2 separate regions of the Homo sapiens genome follow, and region 1 is linked to region 2. Evidence: chromatin contacts called from ENCODE Hi-C or POLR2A ChIA-PET data. All regions are on one chromosome and are shown on one strand. The core of a region is the stretch at or near the end of the contact, and the rest is flanking DNA. Distances in the headings are between cores, read along the strand shown.

Region 1 (2,700 bases), core at 10-2,509, 49 kb after region 2:
GATTATATGCCTTAAAAGACAGATTAAAATGCCCTTCTTTTACCTTTGGACCTCAGTGGTCATATATAAATATCACAGGATATTTCATGTGATTTTTAGAAAGTGAAAAGAGAACTGGAAATATGCAAATATCCTACTCTCTTTGGTATGCTAGGAAGAAGATGAAGACATGTAATCTCACAGGACAAATCTATATGGTCCCATTTCTTCTAAATGCATCCACTAAAGCAAGAAAATTTATTTGATAAACTCCTCTTAAAATATTTAAAACAAGGATCAAGATTAGATTTCATTTTCTCATGCCAGTCTTGCATGGTTACTAATTGTAATATTTTAATGCTATGTGTTTAAATTTGGAGGACAGAATTGCTGTCCATTCATAGTCTGGAACAATTGTTTCTAACCTCTGTGATCCTGCTCAAGCTTCACTACTGGCTGATATACACCTAGCCGAGCTTCAACTGAACCCAGGATTTTTTCCCCCACTGCTTTTATTTCATTGTTCTTGAATGTCTTACTGCTTTTACTGTTATTGATGTTAGAAGTTACAATGCCTTGCTGTTTAATGCATTTGTTGTTTGTGTTAACCATTCAAGACGCTGAGATAAAAGTGGACTTGGAATAAAACGGGACACATGGGATCAAACTATGGAAATAATAAAACATTCAAAAACAATGATAAAAGCAAACAGAGAAAAGACATAAAGACATACACAGTTTAAAAGCCATTGTGTGTTAAATCAGTGGTTCATTCAGTTCAATATCTTCTTTCTGTCAGCAGCACCAGGGTAAGTTTTGTAGTAAAGCTTGTCATTTGTACTGTTTGATCTTATCCTCAAAAGGCTTGAAAGGTATCCTGAACATACCTACCTTTCATTAATAATACATTAAGGATGTGGTCATAACCTAGTCTTGGACCTGTCAGTTTTTCCATCCAGTAAATTATTTTTATCTTAATTATTAAAATGAATAATTCCATTATTTGTCTTAAAACAATAGGGAATCTAGTTCCAACTCTGCCACTGACTGGCTATTTGACCTTGGGCAATGTTTAATAACCTCTGTATCTGAATGTCCCACCTATATAATGAGGCGGCTAATCTCAAATTTTATGTTTTGACTACCAAATTTCAAGAAGATGATAACACACCTATCTTTACATTATACATACCCCCTGTTTTGCAAGCTGTAAACTTCTTCTCCCTTTGTTTTCTCTAGCCTTCAAAGAATCAATCTCTCATGGTAGAAAGAGACCGCAGAAATCACCTAATACAACCCATGGGATGCCTGAATCACCATTACAGAATTCCCCACTACCAGTCATCTTGCTCCTGTTTGGATACTATTATTGTTGGAGAGTTTTATGAACTCCCGAGGCAGCCCACTTTATTTTCAACTAATGCCAACTGTTAGAAATTCTTCTGATATGAATTCAGATATAAATGTTGATATAAATCTATCTCCTTGCAACTTCCTGGTTCTTCCCTCTGGGGCAACACAGCACAGACTTAAACCTTTTTTGTATATTATCCACATGATAGACCTTCTAATACTGGAGGAAGCTGTCACATTCTTATAAGTTTTCTCTCTTCTCCAGGCTAATAATCCTTTAGCTTTTATTCCATTGAATTGTACACTTTAAATTTAAATTGTACACTTTAAATGGTATGTGTTGTATCTCAAATTTGTTTTTTAAAAAGAACTATAGAAATGTAAGACACTTCAATTGTTATATCTCTAGTGAAAAACTGACAGCAGCTCCAACAATACATCCCTGAGCTATGAAACTCAGAGGCCACCATTCCCCATGGGCAATTATAATTCTGCCAAAAGATCGTGACTTTGATATACAATCTGGGGAAGCAATCTGGGGGTGTGGTATAAACCACATCCAGATATCATTACACACAAATGACTGTGATCTGAGCACCAAGAGATTTACCTATGGAAATCTAATATGGCTACCAGGAAATGTTCCCCTACGTACAAACTTCACTCAGCAGCTGTCATTTATATAGATTCTTATTTGGCAATTGCAACAATCAGTTTGTTGTGAATTTTAAAAGGTGAACAGGTATTCCAAATAAACAATGTGGTTTGGAGAATATTCATTAAATAGATATTATATAAGCACTATGTTCTAGAGCCTAGGAATATAAAGATACACTGAACTCACTTCTAGCCCTAACTCCTATTTGAGAAGCAAAGTGGAAAGACAGGAGATTAGACAAGAAATATAAAAAAGACTTATTTCTGTCAATAGGGTAGACCAGATAACCTAAAAAGCCTCTGCCAACAAAACTCAAAGAAACTTCAGAATAAAATATAGCAAACATTTTTTAAAAATACATAGCTAAGTTTTCAAGAAGATAAGGCAACGACTCATAGGTCAAAGTAGAAAAATTAAGTAAGAAAACAGAAGAGAAAGCAAATGACCTGATACTATGGCAGCCCTGTGGGTGGTTAGGATGCCAATACTGGTCTTGATAAGGAGCCACATAGGGCAAGAGAAGCCAAAGAGGGGTATCTCAAACCAAGTCTGGGCATTATCTTATAGGCATAGAGAGTTGTAAGAAAATATAAAATAGGGAAGCAATGGTTAATTTTGCATTTTAGAAAAATTACTCTACCAGCAGTATGGCTAATGAATTTTGAGGTAACCAAACCTGAGGAAGAGAGACAAGTTAAAAGATTATTAAT
Region 2 (2,700 bases), core at 130-2,629:
TCTGCCCAGTCACATGGGGTTCTGGAATTTAGCCAGGCTGCTGAGTGGAAACTGTTACTCTTGTTTCCTTGGCAATAGTCTGGGCATGAGAAAGATCTCAATTTTTGATAATCAAAAGTCAATGAAAAATATGCTCCTTAGGCAGGTGTCTAATTGAATGTTGTCTACTTGAAAAGTACAGTGATACAATTCACCATAACAGGGTCTTAAAAGTTTACTAATCACACAGGAATGATTACTGTTCATTCAACCTCCTTTTTCAGCAATTTATTTTTTCAGGTTTTCTAGTTAGAATTATTTGACTACCTACTTATATGGTCTGTTACCCTGACCAAGTAATACCCATGTGTTGTCTTTAAAGGTTCACTTGGTCTACACTTGGGTTCACGGACTTCTAAATGCTGGGAAACAAAGTTACATTCCTCTCACTTGCCACCTGCATTAGTTTCTGCTTCTGCATCAGTAAATTTTGCAATAAAAGATTATTGTGAAATAAGCACATATTCCCTTTCATACTCCTTTGGGAGTTAATGGGGTTATGTGCCCATCTATCTTAGGAAAATATTTCCCCCTTACTTAGCACTGTCTGGAGCAGGAAGACGTAAGGCTTGTCTAAGTCTGTGCCCCAACCTCCAAGTTGCATCCTCAGCAACTTCAGCTAATTTTAGATTTAGCTCTTTTTCCAGGCTTTGGGCAGTCTGAAACTTGGGAGCTGAGGGGGGAAGAGAAGAGTTAAGAAGCCCTAGTCAAACACCGATGAGTTCTACATGAGGCTCATTCTAGCCCTAACCTAACAACTGGGTGCTTCTAACTATTTTCCCTCTACCCAGGTTAGAGATCTCTCCAACCTGTCCACTTGTATATCCAATCCCTTCTTTTTGATACCTCAGTCCCTAAAGCTGGTTCCCTGAAACAGTGAATGTTCCTTGCTCCCCATTTCCACTGGCCTATCAGAACACTTAATTCTTGTTAGAATTCTGCTGTTTTCACTTTCTATATTTGCTTAAGACCTGGTACTATATTTAAAATTTCTGATGTAGCATATGCAGCAGTTTCCAGACTTCAGTCCAAACCCCAAAGAGCCTGCAATCATGGTGTCACAGGTGACTCTTCCGGGGCTAAGTCACAAGATATGGTTCCATACCCAAAAAACACTCTACATAACCAGTGGTTTTAAAATTTTTCTTGTCTTGCCATGCCATGCTGACAAAAGGCCATAAAGACCTTAAGGAATATACAATTGCTAGCAATTAAATCAACCTTGAACAGGTTGTATACCACTTAGGTCTGGTCTGAGCTCAAGTTTTGAACATTTACACATCTAGAACATTCTCCTAAGTGTTACTCTGGTGGTGTAAAGAAGCAACACGTCAGACTTTGCCTGTGCCTGACTGGCTGTGAGTCAAACACACAGTATCCTGGATGACTGCTATTTTGGCATTTGCTAGAATGTCTTTTGCCAAATTCCTCCAGCATTCATTTGAAGGCATCAAAATCCGTTTTACCTCCCAAAGAGTATTTGATTTTTCTTGGCCAAAAAATGCCTGTTATGATGTACTTATTAATGTTGCTAGGGTAAAACAGAAGTAATAAAATTTGGAGACCCTTTTGGATCTGTCAGGGATGTGCCATTATGCAAATGTTTCTTATTAGAGGTTGGTACCTGACTATTTTTTCTTTGGACCAACTGCCACCTGAGCAGTGTTGATCCCATTTTTTAAAAATCTATGTTTTATATTTTATGTTTATATATCATAAAACTTGAGTAGCCCCATGCTACTTTGAGGCATTTAAGAAGGTGACATCAGGTACTTTGTATTCATCAGCTGGGAGGTTTTTATTTTGTCCTGAAGCCAACTAACTAGAATGACTAAAAAATGTTATACATGTGCTCCTGACAGATCTTCCTCGTAGTAAACTCTCTCTGAAGGCACTGCTTGGATGAACTAAGTGAGAAATGTATGCTGACCTAAGAGAAGCCTCTGGCCAGAGAAACTGCGTCATATGTCACAAAAATTAAAGGAACAAATCCTAACGCAGCATTGCCCATAATATGTACTGAGAGGGCACTTGTCAACAGGATCAAAACAAGACCAGAAATGCCTACTCCAAACTCTGTGGTTTGTTTCAGACATAACAACCCTTAAGCTAGTGTCAGAGGATAAGGGCACATTTCTCCTGACCAAGGTTGAACTTCTCTCAAGTTTTTTCTTTTTTCAATCTCTTCCAGAACTAAGTTCCTTCAATTAGTCCCTCTTCACCCTCACGCACCTGCTCAACATTCTCTTATCTTCAAATTAAAAAAAAAAAACCCTCCTGGGTCCCTTCTAATTACTATTTCTGACTCTGTCTTTGAAAATAGAGGAGAGAAGTTGTTTAGAGAGTATAGGCACCGGCAGCTGGGCCCTTGCAGCCGATTGGGCTCAAATTCTCATACTGCTATTTGCATGGCTGTGTGATTGCACAAGTTACTTAACCCTTCTGCACCACAATTTCCTCATCAATAAAATGGAGCTGAAAATTGTAGTTGATCATAGTTATTAAGAGGATTAAATAAAATCGTATGTGTCAAGCACTTAGAACAAAAATCAAACTGAGTTTTACATATTCTTGAACTCACTAGCTTGTAGATTCTCTTGGATTTTTCTAATACAAAATAGTATATCATCTGTAAGTAATGACACTTGTTTCTTTCTAATC

Evidence for each region. A loop is a pair of places that touch in the nucleus more often than their neighbours do. ChIA-PET counts read pairs that join two places held with the same protein, here RNA polymerase II (POLR2A). Pooled maps may share reads with other maps.
Region 1: a loop to region 2 is called in a pooled map, with 2.3 times the contacts of the local background. The contact joins two enhancer-like sites. A Hi-C loop is called at or near these places in 1 of 168 maps with a recorded cell type or tissue (psoas muscle) and 3 of 50 pooled maps. POLR2A ChIA-PET finds 5 or more read pairs at or near these places in 3 of 52 experiments (OCI-LY7, PC-9 and Panc1).

The regions. Positions count from the first base shown.
Region 1 is chr15:44,083,077-44,085,776 of GRCh38, forward strand. All of the region lies in intron 1 of FRMD5 (FERM domain containing 5), which reads right to left. Among named protein-coding and RNA genes, the nearest start is that of FRMD5, 110 kb to the right of the region's middle. Within about 2 kb of position 1,260, at least 2 of the 41 ENCODE cell types and tissues checked have a DNase peak (open chromatin) inside an H3K27ac peak, as active enhancers do.
Region 2 is chr15:44,034,057-44,036,756 of GRCh38, forward strand. All of the region lies in intron 1 of FRMD5 (FERM domain containing 5), which reads right to left. Among named protein-coding and RNA genes, the nearest start is that of FRMD5, 160 kb to the right of the region's middle. Within about 2 kb of position 1,380, at least 3 of the 41 ENCODE cell types and tissues checked have a DNase peak (open chromatin) inside an H3K27ac peak, as active enhancers do.